Linked DNA regions of Homo sapiens: all the other regions are linked to region 2. Evidence: chromatin loops called from intact Hi-C (ENCODE). Cell type or tissue: dorsolateral prefrontal cortex. All regions are shown on one strand. Each heading gives the region's core, and the rest is flanking DNA. Links, peaks and the distances in the headings are about the cores only.

Region 1 (4,406 bases), core at 698-3,197, 180 kb before region 2:
TTTCAACATGTTACTGTGATCTTAAGCACACTCATACTGCTCTGTCAGTACCTATTACTGTGATTGGTCACTTGCCTGTATCCCCAATAAAATGGAGCCCCTTGAGGGCTAAAGGTCTCATTCATACCTAAAAACCTAAATCAGTGTACAGCCTGGATATACCACACTCAGTCCTAAGATCAGGCAGATCCCTAAGATTTGTAAGGCCCGGGACAGAAGTTGAAACAGAGGCGCAAGTAGCAAATGGCTCAACTATTGAAAAGTTATAAGTCAAGCTAGCTTCCTGTTGACTGAAATATGCTCTATTCTCCTACCATGAAAAATATGCATTATCAATCTAGAAGGCTAGGCTCAAGTTTAGACTTCTGGGACACCTCAGGGCTCTGCACTAGAACCAGGAGACACAGGAGAGAGAGCCTTGCCTTCACCCTGAGCTGCTTTCTTCTTTTCCATGCATATCTCTGTCTTGCAGTGCTCTGTCCACCTTCCATGCATATAACTGGTTGCTCTAGCCCTAATGTCCAAACGTCATCTGTGTCTTCCCCAAACACTCTATATGACCACTTTTCAGGCCCAGGGGTTCACCAAGTGATGCAGTCAGCCCAAGGACCTGGGAAAGAGGCTCACACAGGACCCAGAAGTAGGCTCTGAGTTGTTGGGGCATAAAATTCAGGGTTCAAACTATCTGGAGTGTGGTCTAGAAGAGGTGGAGGGGCACAAGTCCTGGGTGTGGATGGGTCTTCCTCTTAGACAAATGGTCTCCTCCATCCATGGGGACAGGTACAGCTGGAGGAGGGCCAGAGGGGGGCCCTCTAAGTCTTGGGGCCCAGGGCAGGGATCCTTCTTGTACAAATCCAAGGGAAGTTCTGCTTAAGACATGTTAAGCATCATCGCCTCCTTCAAGAAACTTCCCTGATTCCTCATGCTAGGAAATGTTCCTCTCTACATTCAAAGCATCTTGTGGGTATTTCAGATTCTTCACTTAGCCCGGTGTATTACAATGATCTGTTCCTAGATCTGTCTCTCTCTCTTTGGAGCTTCTTAAGAACATGAACTGTATCTCATTCCTCACTATGGACCCTCAGGCATCCTGTTCAGAGGGATGGCACAGGGCAGGCACTTATCCAATAACCAGTGAATGCATTCATGAAGCAGATGGTGGTGGAAGGAGAGGATACTGATCATATCCAGACACTAACTCCCTTTACCTCTCCAGGTTAAGAGTTTTACCAGTGACCTTTTGAAGACTGAGTGGCAATTAACATTGTAATTGAGATAAACTCTAGTCACACCTATGGACAATTTATGATTTATCACATATACATTACCTATGAAGAAACAGAAGTGCTTTATTTCCTACTGAAATTCCAATTTACAAATGACCTTTTTGCTGTCTTAATAAAGTCACACACACACCCTCCAAAAATGACACTCTCGGGTACTGTTGAGCAGAAGAACCAAATCTTAAACACCTAAGGTAACTTCTGAGCAGGCCGTGCGAGCAGCGCCTCTCACCAACAGGACTTGAACTGAGCTACTTCCGAATAAGGAAGAAGGGTCCTTTCTCCTTCTCACATCTGTCATTCCACAGGACATTCAAGACCTTGTTGATGGGACCACTTAGGAAAAATGGTTTCCCTCCAGTAATGAAGGCCTCCATAAATCTCTGGATGATGACAGAAGCAATTTGCAGATGAGATTAGAGTAACTCTCCTATGGTGATATGCCTTTTGCTTCATGTAGCAGTGGCTGAATCCTTGGTCTGTTGAGTTGGGATTTTTTTTTTCATCCTCTGCCAATTTACCCAAAGATGTTCTGAAATTGTGCAATTGGCAAACTGTAATAGCCTGCACCCAGGGAGCGGCAGGGGAGTGACACAGTGAGTCACAGACCACAACAAAGCCCTTCCTGGCATGTCGGGCTCTCTTGGCAAACCCAGAGGATGTAAAATTGACAGTAAGACAAGGAGCATCATTGTTATTTGTCAACAAATTGCAATGACCATTGCAAGGTCTTGGCAGCCCCACACAGGGAAGCCTAGAGGCAAGGAATGGGGGAGCAAGTCAACAAAATGATGGAAAACCCCTGTCTCCCAATGAGCAAGTGTCAGACAGGTGTGTCAATAAGAATATTTTTTCTGACCCCAGTGACCTATTTCTCTGTCATGTTCAACAAAACAGAAGGGTGCTGCTTTAGTGGCAGTGGGAACCTCAGATGCACATGAATAATTAACTGGCCTTGAAATAAAAAGACTTAAATATCCGACCCTATTAGCTACCAGCTGTGTGACTCTGGGCAAGTCGTGTGATATCTGAGCATTTGGTTCCATATGTCTGCAAAATTCCAGTATCGTCAACCCCACCCAACTCATGAGATTGTTGTAAATATCAAGCAAGATAAAGAAAGTAAAATGAGTTTATAGGTACAAAACTCAGCACAAATCATATTTCTGGTTTTTTTTAAATTTATTTAAGATAAGACATTGTCCAAAAATCAAATCCAGGAAAACTGGACAGAATCTGATTTGATTGTATTAGGTTCATAGAAACAAATGCATTTACAAACTAATGTCAGGTGTCAGAAGGTCTGCTCGTTGCTATATAGTCTACTGCCACAATGGAAAACTTAAAGAAAGTATTACCTCTTGCCTCCTGTAAAGGGGCTTAGTACCAGTCCATCTGCACAGCTTCATTCTTTGAGATCTAAGCCTTGGGTTCAAACTTCCTCTCAGTCAACATTTTCTAAGCACTTACTACAGGCCAGGCCCTGTGCTGGCCACTATGTAAACAAATACAATCAAGACAGCCATGTTTCCTGCTCACTATGGGATGGGGGAAGGAGACAAACCATTCAGAGTGCTACATGTTGCAGGTACCTGTATATAAGGTACAGAGAATGGGAACAAAAGTCAGGAACAGCTATTTCTGCTTGTGCAAACAAGGAAGCTTCAAAATACATATACCTACTATGTGCCCATAAAATTTTTTAAAAATAAACATTTTTTTAAAAACAGCTTCAGAGAGGAGATGACTCTTGAACCAAGTCTTAAAAGATAGGCTGACTTTTACCAGGCAGATGGTAGCTCGGAGGAATTCCCATGAAGCTAAGAGATCAAATGCCTGATACAATCCTACTATTCAGGGAATCAAAAATTATCTGACCATGGGAGGGAAGGGGCACTCTTAGAGAAAGGTGAAGGGAGAGACAAGGATCAGATCACTGCAGTCTTAATAGGCAAGCTGACCTTTACCCTGTAGGTAATAGGGATCCAAGGAAATGTTCTAAAGGTGACTATGACATGATTAAACTTTCACTTTAAAAAAATCTCTCTGGTGTGCTTGGAATATGCCTTGGAAGAGAAAGGTGCCTACAGGCTGGAAAGCCAGCAAAAGGGTGATTTTCCTGCTTGTTTTTTAAATATATCAGCACCCTTTGTTCCAAGCCAAATCTTAAGTGGGCCCTCATGGTGTGACACAGATGAAAGCACAGCCGCTTGGTGGAAGGTAGGATCTAGGGCCAGGAAGGGGGCTACTGGGCCTCCTTTCAACAGCACGATCATGCCTGAGCCCCCTCTATAAAGTCCTAGGGCCCTGAAGAAAATGATGTGTGTCACTGTGTTAAGAAGACAACAGGAGAGGCCCCGGGGAGAGAGGAGAGAGGAAGAGGAGCAGAAATGTAGACAGGACCCAATCCACAGTTCCTGGTGATGGACTGACTACAGGAGGCAAAAAGGAGGAACCTAGGAACGAATTCAGGGTCTAACTGGGACAAGGGAGAGGACGAGGGCGTCTCTCATGATGTTGGGTGAGATGAGTTCTGACACATCAGGTGAGAACTTCCAGTGGGCAACTAAGGGGGATAATCTTAACTAGAAAGAAAAGATGTGGCAGTTAAGAGCAGGACCAAGAGAATCGGTAAGATCACCATGGAAGAGTGGGGACAGAGAGCAGAGAAGGGGGCCTGAGATAGACCCTCAAAAACCCCTGGAGGTGAGGAGTAGGAATCTGGGAAGAGAGGGACAGAAATAAGAAAATGGGGATAAAGACCCCAGAAACCAAGAGGAGAGAGTATCTTGAGGATACAGAATGTGTCCCATGAACCTGCAATGTGGGACAGTATCCCAACTCACACAGGGTCCATCAAGCTAGGAGACAAGGTGTTGCCAGCGTGGCTAGGACTGAAATGTTTACTGGAGCAAGAAAGACACTCACTTTGCTTCTTGGGAAGTCACTCTTCTTACAGCCAGAGCTTAACTTTCCATATGTCATATCCTTAAAAAAGAGAGTCCAATGTTGAATAATTAGGCAATATTCCCAAGGAAGGAGTAGTAGTTGAGAGACTATGAGGATTCAAAGAATTTCACTGCTCATCTTGTCCAGTTATACTCACGTTAAGTGGTCACTGCA
Region 2 (4,406 bases), core at 1,223-3,722:
TGATGAATTATATCAGATTTTTCCCCTTTCCACTTTCCTTTCTAAACTTTAGTTCTACCCATCTACCCCATAAAGGTGCTCCTGTGAACCTCCCTGCATATGCTTAAAGAATTAAGTGAATAGCATTTTCATATCTGTAGAATCTCCAAAGAATTCTATTAAGAGCCACCACTGGCCGGGAGCAGTGGCTCACGCCTGTAATCCCAGCACTTTGGGAGGCCCAGGTAGGTGGATCACCTGAGGTCAGGAATTCAAGACCGGCCTGGCCAACATGGTGAAACTCCATCTCTACTAAAAATGCAAAAAAATTAGCTGGGCATGGTGGTGATACCTGTAATCCCAGCTACTCAGGAGGCTGAGGCAGAAGAACCACTTGAACCTGGGAGGCGGAGGTTGCAGTGAGGCAAGATTGCGCCGCTGCACTCCAGCCTGGATGACAGTGAGACTCCATCTTAAAAAAAAAAAAAAAGCCATCACTTATTGAGTGCCTACTATGAGCCAGGCACTATACAAGGTATTTTCCCAACCTTGTTCATAAAACACCTCTAAAATGGACAACATTAGCCCCATTGTACACAACGAAACAAAGCTCAGAGTAGTTAGGGTTCCACAGTCACAGACAAAAGTCCCGAGTAGAGATCTGTCCCTGGACCTAATTCTAAAACTCCTGTTCTTTGTACTCTGTTCAGCTGTCTGTCAAGAAATCAATGGGGTTCACTTCAGTTAGGGAGTAACTGTGACCTGGTCATGGGGAGGGAAGCAAATCCTCATCAGAAGCCCCTCCAGAGCACCATGGGAGGACCACCTGGGAAAGCTGTACACCAGTGCGACTCCATGTAGTCCCCCAAACGGCAGCAGCAGCATCACCTGGAGGCTGGTTAGAAATCACATTTGTGGACCCCACTCAGACCCACTGAATCAGCAGCACTTCTGAGTCTGTCGGCAAGCTCTCCAGCTGCTCTGATGCCTGCTAAACTTTGCGAACCTCTGCTGAACACAGCCTCGCATTGTGATCAGTGGCAAGAAACAACACTGGCCAACCACAGATTGAGAAAATTAGACATGGAAAAACATGCATCTTCCTCCAAGGACTCAGAGTTCCCTGTGGAATGGGAAACTGAACCCAGAAAGCTTCATTTCAGGTTCTGCTCCACAATTAAGAGTTCCTCCATCCTTGCAGTGTGAAGGAATAGAGGCTAGCAAATTAGAATATTCACTGGCAAAGCTGGCAAATTAGACTATTCACTGGCAAAGCCAGACCTGCTTTAGAAAACTGTGGACCCCAGTGAACCCTCACTGCACCCTCACTGCATCCTCAGTTCATTGTGGATTTTCTATCTGGCACACAGCAGGAGCTCAATAAATACTTCCTGACTCACAACAGTCAGATAGTGAATTTAACCCCTCCACAACTCAGGGCTTGTTTTTTCTTTGTGGTTCTTTATCGCTCATTTGCATGCATTCTCACAGTAGATACTGAAAACAAAAGTTCTCTTCTCAGTTCCCATCTTGGCAGTCCTTTTGCTTTTGAGTTTATCGATTGCCTTGGGACTGATGCGACAAAGTATGGATTACAGATGCTTGAAGAACATTTGTTAACTCCAAGGGAGAATGAAGCTGTGAAATAAAGTAGTTATTTAATCGAATTCTACTACTAATAATGCCTTGCCTTGTTTTTCTTAAATCAACCTAAAACGTGTGGTCAAAAAATATTTGACTTCACTTTATTTTGGAAATATTTAACATTAAAAAGCAATGGCCCATAATCTCGGCACGCTAACAAAATTATTTTCATTTTTGCCCATTCTCTTTCAGGCCCTGTTTTCATAATCATATACAATTTTGCATGGTTGTAATTACACAGAAGCGATATTTAAGTCTTGCTTTTTTTTTTTCCTGGTTAAAGTTCCAGCCTGAATGAATTCATACATTATCTCATGATGATCATTTTCAATTTCTGGACCATGGACACATGTTTTGGCATACCACTTGAGCATGTCACAGTGAGTCAGGAAGCATTTATTGAGCTCTTGCTGTGTGCCAGATGCAATTCTAGGCCCCCAAGGATCTAGTAGTAAATAAGATAAAGTCCCTGCTGTCCAGACTGTAGCAGCCTACAACTATAGGGGATGCCATTTGCATCCTGTGTGAGCCTGTGTAACTCACACTGGGGAATTTCTTCCTTAGGGCAGATTCCTTTCCTTCCTCTAGAGGGCAGGTAAATAGAACTAAAGGCCAGGAGCACGCTGAAGGATGCATGCATCTTCATGGCTGTTGCTACCATAATATTACTACTGATAAAAGAAAAACATCAGTCAAATTAATTTTAAAGGAGTTTAATTGAGGAATGAACAATTCATGAATTGGGCAGCCCCCAGAGTCACAGTAGATTCACAGAGACTCCACCACAGCCACGTGGAGGAAGAAGATTTATAGGCAAAAAAAAGGGAAATGTATAACATACAGAAATCAGCAGTGAAGTACAGAAACAGCTGGATTGGTTACAGGTTGGCACTTGCCTTATTTGAACACAGTTTGAACACTCAGCAGTCTTTGAGTGGCTGAAGTATGGCTGCTGGGATTGGCAAAGACTCAGTGATTGTTACAAGTGCATACTCTTAAGTTAGGTTTTCAATCTTGTCTGACTATTAAGCTAGGTTACAGTTCATCTACAAGCACTCAGATATAAGACTATGGAGTCCTTCTCAGGCCGTATTTAGTTTGCTTTAACACTGCATTTTTCTCCCAAGACATTTTACCAATTTTCACTACTAGCAGAGATAGCAAATGTATCATTTTCAACAGAAACTCATCAGCATTGAGTGCTAACATTTTTTTTCAAACATGTGCCAATTGAATTAGTTTACAACAGTCCCTGGAGACAAGCTATGGATTTAAATACGCTCCCTGGCAGTCTTACTCTTCCCTCAGAGGCTTCTTTCAGTATATGAGATGATACTGTCTGTTGTGGACTGAATGAGTCCCACTCCAAAGTTCTTATGTTGTATTCCTAACCCCCAATGTTATGGTATTAGGAGGTAGCAACTCTGGGAGGTAATCAGGTCATAAGAGTGGAGCTCTCACAAATGGGATTAGTGCCCTTATAAAAAGATACAAAAGAGTTTGTTTCCACTAGGCGTGGTGGCTTATGCCTGTAATCCCAGCACTTTGGGAGGCGGAGGCAGGCAGATCACCTGAAGTCAGGAGGTCAAGACCAGCTTGACCAACATGGAGAAACCCCATCTTTACTAAAAATACAAAATTAGGCAAGCATGGTGATACACGCCTGTAATCCCAGCTACTCGGGAGCCTGAGGCAGAAGAATTGCTTGAACCCAGGAGGTGGAGGTTGTGGTGAGCCAAGACTGTGCCACTGCACTCCAGCCTGGGTGACAAGAGCAAAAGTCCATCTCAAGGGAAAAAAAAAAAAAAAAAAAGACTGTTTCATCTCTCTCTCTCTCTCTCTCTCTGCCCTCCACCATGTAAGGATACAATGAGAAGGTCATCTGCAAACCAGAAAGTGGCCCTCACCAGACACTGGACCTGCCAGTGCCTTGCTCTTGGACTTTCCGCCCTCTAGAACTATGAGAAATGTTTGCATTAAGCCACCTAGTCTATGGTATTCCATTATAGAAGTCCAAACTAACTAAGACAGACACTCTCAGATGATGAATGTGAAACCACCTTTGCAAAAGTTCTATCAGTGAGAAGATTGTAACACTAAGCTAAGCTAAACTAACCCAAACCCCATCTAGCCTTTCCCTTAGTTATTCCTGGGCTACTGGGCCAAGCTAACTCTGAAAGGTACTTAGGCTATAGTTTAAAATGATAACAGGCCTTGCCTAAAACTCAACCACTTTTGTAAAGCTAATGGGAGGCCATCAGGCTGTGCGCAGGAAAGGAGTCTGAATCCTGTTAAGGTGCAGACATTATTCCAGAGATTACAACATATGCAGCTTCCCCAATTACTCCTGCAAATAACAACACTGCTGTAGATTGGCCTTTTGGGATACCTTTCCAGGTTTTTTGCATGTCTGACACCCATGGCTCCACCGGGATAAGCTTCTGTTGTCCCCACCCAGAAGCAATTTGGCCCACAAGAGGACAGTTTTAACCCTCTATGATTTCCTCTCCACCCCCAACCAATCAGCAACAAGCACCTGTTACCTGGCCACCCTCACCCTTTCCTTCAAACCACCTTTGAAAAACCCCTAACCTATGCACGAGATGACTTGAGTACAAAACTCCGTCTCTCATGTGGCATGGCTAGTCTATGTCTCTTAAACTCTTTCTCCACTACAATGCCATGGTCTTTCTTTATCCAATGGGCAAGAGAACCCCTCAGGCAGTTACAAATGTCAGAGTTAAAACAGGACACTGATATAGCTGAATGGTCTTCCTAGAACG
Region 3 (4,406 bases), core at 698-3,197, 49 kb before region 2:
AACTTTAGCTGTAGGAAGCCACAAAAGGGAGATAATATAAGCAGGTCACTGGGCTAGCAAAGCACCCTGAAGAGTTGAATGAATGAAAAATGCATGAGAGGGGAGAGGAGTCCAAAGACAAAATTATTCCATCAGTCCCCGAGCAGGAGGTAAGAAAAATGGATGGACAGTTGGAAAGGTGTGAGGGGATAGCCTTCACTAGTCATCAACTTCCATTCTATTGTGTTTTCTTTTGTTTTTCTTTGTCTTATCATTCCATTCCCATCTTCACAAAGCAGAATAAAAATGACTCTCTTCACTGTCCATCAATGTTGTTGATCTATTCCCTCACACCAGAGAAGCACAATGGCACCACAGCAAAGGGCATGTGATCTTCAGCTAATTAATAAAGGCCCTGACATTGTTCCCCCACCAGATCATGGCAATGGTTGGCCGCCTGTCCTAGAAGGATCCACACTTCCCGGTGACCCAGACATCCCAAGCTCCCAAATTAAGCATCTGCACCTCCTTAATCAGCTTCAAAGAGGGACTTTCAGAATGCCACTGTTCCAGCAACTTCCTCAGCCACCATACCTGCTCCACCATCAGCTCAGCCAGGCAAGAATTCCCACAGGTTTTTCAGTGGACTATAGTTAAAGATGAAAAAGTCACATCCAGACCTCTGATTTATGACGTGGCATGAACTCAACACTTTTCTCATATTCTTGAGTCCGACAAAAATGAGCAAACACAGATATATAAAACTGGGACTGAGAAAATATTGGGTGCCTCTCAAAACACCTACATAGGACACTCCTTGACTATCCTGCAACCTGGGGTGGTGGGCTCAGTGACAAGCAGGGCACTGTTCCCTTGACTGTGGCTAAGGACACGTTTCTGAAAAGAGTTGCCAGCCCACATCACTGGTACCTGACTTCACTCTCAACCTTTCCTCCAAGCTGCTTAACCCTGGGTGTGTGTGTACATATGCAACTCCTCTACCAAGAACACCCTTCCCCCAACCTTTTTTTAGATGTTCATAAATTCAGATCATTTTTTTGTCAATCGAACAGAGGAATGAGTGAATGACAGCTGTTTCTTGCAAGCCAGCATCTTGAAGTCAACTTTGCCTCATATAACAGCAACAAAATATTGGATTCAGAGAAGTGAAATGCAGAATTTTCAATAATCAGTAAGTCCAACCCATTTACTTTGAATTTGAAGAAGTAGACCCAAAGAGAGGAAATGCTTACTCTGAAGTTGCCCAAGAATAACAAATGCTAAAAGTTATTGATTGCCAGGGGGGCTAGGGGCTGTGCTAAATGCTTCACACACATCATCACGCTTAATCCTCACAATAATCCTTTGAGCTAGATGCTATTACTAGCTTCATTTTATATGAGAAAACTGAGATGGGAAATGACTAGTCCAAGTTATATAGTCTTGACGGTATCAGATAAAATTCTGGAGGTGGGGATGTAACGCCTAGGGGAGGGACTAAAGAGAAGTTGCAGTAGAAGGCTCTCCAAGTGTCTGTGCCTCAGTTGCTACATCTGTGAATTCAGAATAATTATATCTTGTTTCTAGAATAGCTATGAGATTTTATAGGAAATAATGCATGTAAAACTATTTGGTAAGCTGCAAAGCACTATACAAATGAATGAGAAAAATATGTTTTTTAAAAATGAAAAGAGGATTTATTGGGTTTTTCTGTTTAAAAGAATAAAATAACATGTACTTCTGTTTTAAAAGGAATTAAAATGGTATAGAAAAAAATAGAAGAAAAGAAATATTATCCAAAGTTCTACTATCCAGAGATAATTAGCAATTTAATGCTAAGACTTCAGGAAATCACTCTGAGTGTGTTTATGTGTGTGTGTGTGCCTGTAAGTATTAAGAAATGATATATTATCATGCTCTCTTGTGACCTGTTCTTTTTTCACTCAAGTTATACATGTTGAAAAATCAAGAAAACTTCGGAAAGCCATTCTTCTGAGTTTAGCTCACCCTATGAAAAGAGCCAGAATAGTTTATTTATTGTCCTCTTTTTGACTGGTGAAACTGGTCCTAAGAGGCAGCGTCATCACCTATAGTGGTACAGACTGTGCCCTGCTTAGAATCCAGGGAGACACATGGGAGCTGAAAGCCAGCCTGTTCCAGTCCCTGGCGCAGCCACAACACGCAGGGGAGGGGGCCCTTGTGGGGTTGCACAAAGGCGCCATGTGTCCTGGCCTCTGAGCAGGGCTGACGTTAGCCACGGAGACCCTGAAGCCAGAGGGCCCACTACTGAACAACGCTGGAGCCACTGAGGGCAAGCAGAGTGGTGCCTTCCATCTGCTGTTTCTGTGCCAGATCTATGCCCCGTGCCCCAGAGCACACGGTCAAACCCATGGCATGCACACAGCAGCCTCTGAGAATCTGTGCCAAGTTCTGCTCTATGCATGGAGGGCTTGTGGTGGTTTCATTCTTTTCCCCTAAGCAAATTTTAGGAAAATATTCAAGTGACAGGAAATTAAGCAAAGCTTTGGCGCAAATGCTGCCCGAGAACCAGAAGCTCCAAGTCCAGTTTCCCGAAAAGGCTGGCTTTGGGGTTCTCTATATTTACCCAAAGCTTCCACTCAATGTGTCTAAAGCAGTTGCGGGGTGAATGAGTTTTCTATGTCTGCATAACAAATTACCCCAAGATTTAGCTACTGAGAATGACAAGCATTTCTTATCTCAAAGTTTCTCTGGGTCAAGAATCCAGCTGCATAGACCTTCAATGTAAATTTAAAAAGAAAAAGACAAAAAAGAATCCAGGTGTAGTTTAGCAAGGTGTCTCTAGTGCAAGGTCACACATAAGATTGTGGTCAAACTGTCAGCCAGGACTGCAGTCATCTCAAGGTTCAACTCAGGCTGGAGAATCCCCTTCTAAGCTCACCCACCTGGCTGTCAGCAAGCTTCAGTCCTTCACCACCTGGGCCTCTCTGTAGTGCTGCCTCATAAGCTAGCAGCTGCTTCCCTCAGCACCAGGAAGGAGAGAGAGAAAGAAAAGAGAAGGGAAGGGAGGTGAGAGAAGGGGGTGGGGAGAAAAGAGGCTAAAGTCTTTTCCCAACCCAAATCAGGAGTGACACCACATCACTGTTGCTCTATCCTATTCTTCCGAAGTGAATCACTAGCTCCAGCCCAGACTCAAGAGATGAGAATTACAGAAAAGCACCAATCTCCATCATCCTTCCTAGAACATGGATATAATGGCTAGAGTTCTGGCAGCCATCTTGGCCCATGAAGATCAGAACCACAACCTAGGGATAGTGGATCACACAACAGGAAGGAGGAGCCACAGTCCCTGGTGATTCTCCCACATCATCATTGCCTTTTACTTAAAAGAATAAAACCTTTAAGTGTTAAAGCCACTTCTGAGTTGCCTTCACATTCAGATGAGTCTCACTGCAGCCGATCTAAGTTGTTGGCACTAACCCCAATAGGGTTCAGGTTCAGGTTCACCCAGCGTTTCTTTCTTTTACAGATGGCACAACTAGACTCAGAGAGGTAAAGTTATTCACCCATCATCACTCAGCTAGAGACTGGTAGGAATAAGACCCCAGCTCCTGGTCTCCACATCTACCCAAACCAGTTCTGAGTGTCTCCAAAGCTTGTTGAACATTCAAGGCTCTGTTTGGGATGTTCCTGGCAGCTGGCAAAGTTCTGACTCCCCCAGGCTATGTATTTGTACCAGAACATTCCCTGCTCTGTTTCTCTGCTTACCAAGTAAACAAGCGAAACAGAAGAGGGAAAATATTTTGGATGAATTGATGCTTTGCAGTTCAAAAACTTTTGTCTTATGCACACTCAAGCCTGTAGCCATGGAAACCCTCATTTCATTTCCTCAGACTGTCTCTTTGTGCACCATTCCTTCTTTTGGAGCTCAGAAGTTAGCAGCAACCATGGATTAAATATGTTCTGTAGAGCAGCAAGGTGGTATGATATTGCAAAGGATGTTGGTATACAAGTCTATAACATGGAAGTGATGTTTTCATTACAGAGTTGTCTCAGATGGCTTGACTCTTCAGAAAGAGCCTTTCAGCCTCCTTGCCAGAAGAATTGTCAGCAGAGTCACTCAAGACAGAATCATCGCAGCTGCAATGTTAATAAACATTTTGTGCTGCAGGAGACGTGCTTGGTGTCCTTGCCCTACCACATTCCTTGCCCCAGGCAGCCTGCACTGCATTTGGCCTCTGCCAAAGGGCTAAGCCTAAGCCACCATATTTGAACTATGTGATGCTGCTTCCATGGTCTCAGGGGGTTGGACCATGGCTGGTCACCAGGCCCAGAGGAAGCCAACGTGTCAGTTAAGAAACTTTCTTTTGAGAATTTGAAGTAAGAGACACAGAGACTGTCCTTAATCAATGGCAACCAAACTAAAAGGCCATGCAGCATTAGAACTG

What was found. A loop is a pair of places that touch in the nucleus more often than their neighbours do. Peaks named below come from ENCODE experiments on the same cell type or tissue, not always from the same donor. Only the 100,000 strongest peaks of a DNase experiment are listed, where the experiment ranks them.
Region 1: it touches region 2 in a loop (3-fold over the local background); 5 of 110 quality-filtered maps call a loop at or near these places.
Region 3: it touches region 2 in a loop (2.5-fold over the local background); 5 of 110 quality-filtered maps call a loop at or near these places.

The regions. Positions count from the first base shown.
Region 1 is chr9:108,578,266-108,582,671 of GRCh38, forward strand. No RefSeq gene overlaps it. Among named protein-coding and RNA genes, the nearest start is that of ACTL7B, 280 kb to the right of the region's middle. In dorsolateral prefrontal cortex, for the core only: no CTCF peak of the experiment used is centred there; a DNase peak (open chromatin) is centred at 1,916; H3K27ac peaks cover 915 bases.
Region 2 is chr9:108,754,763-108,759,168 of GRCh38, forward strand. No RefSeq gene overlaps it. Among named protein-coding and RNA genes, the nearest start is that of ACTL7B, 99 kb to the right of the region's middle. In dorsolateral prefrontal cortex, for the core only: no CTCF peak of the experiment used is centred there; no DNase peak of the experiment used is centred there.
Region 3 is chr9:108,706,435-108,710,840 of GRCh38, forward strand. No RefSeq gene overlaps it. Among named protein-coding and RNA genes, the nearest start is that of ACTL7B, 150 kb to the right of the region's middle. In dorsolateral prefrontal cortex, for the core only: a CTCF peak has its summit at 2,192; a DNase peak (open chromatin) is centred at 2,177; H3K27ac peaks cover 2,242 bases.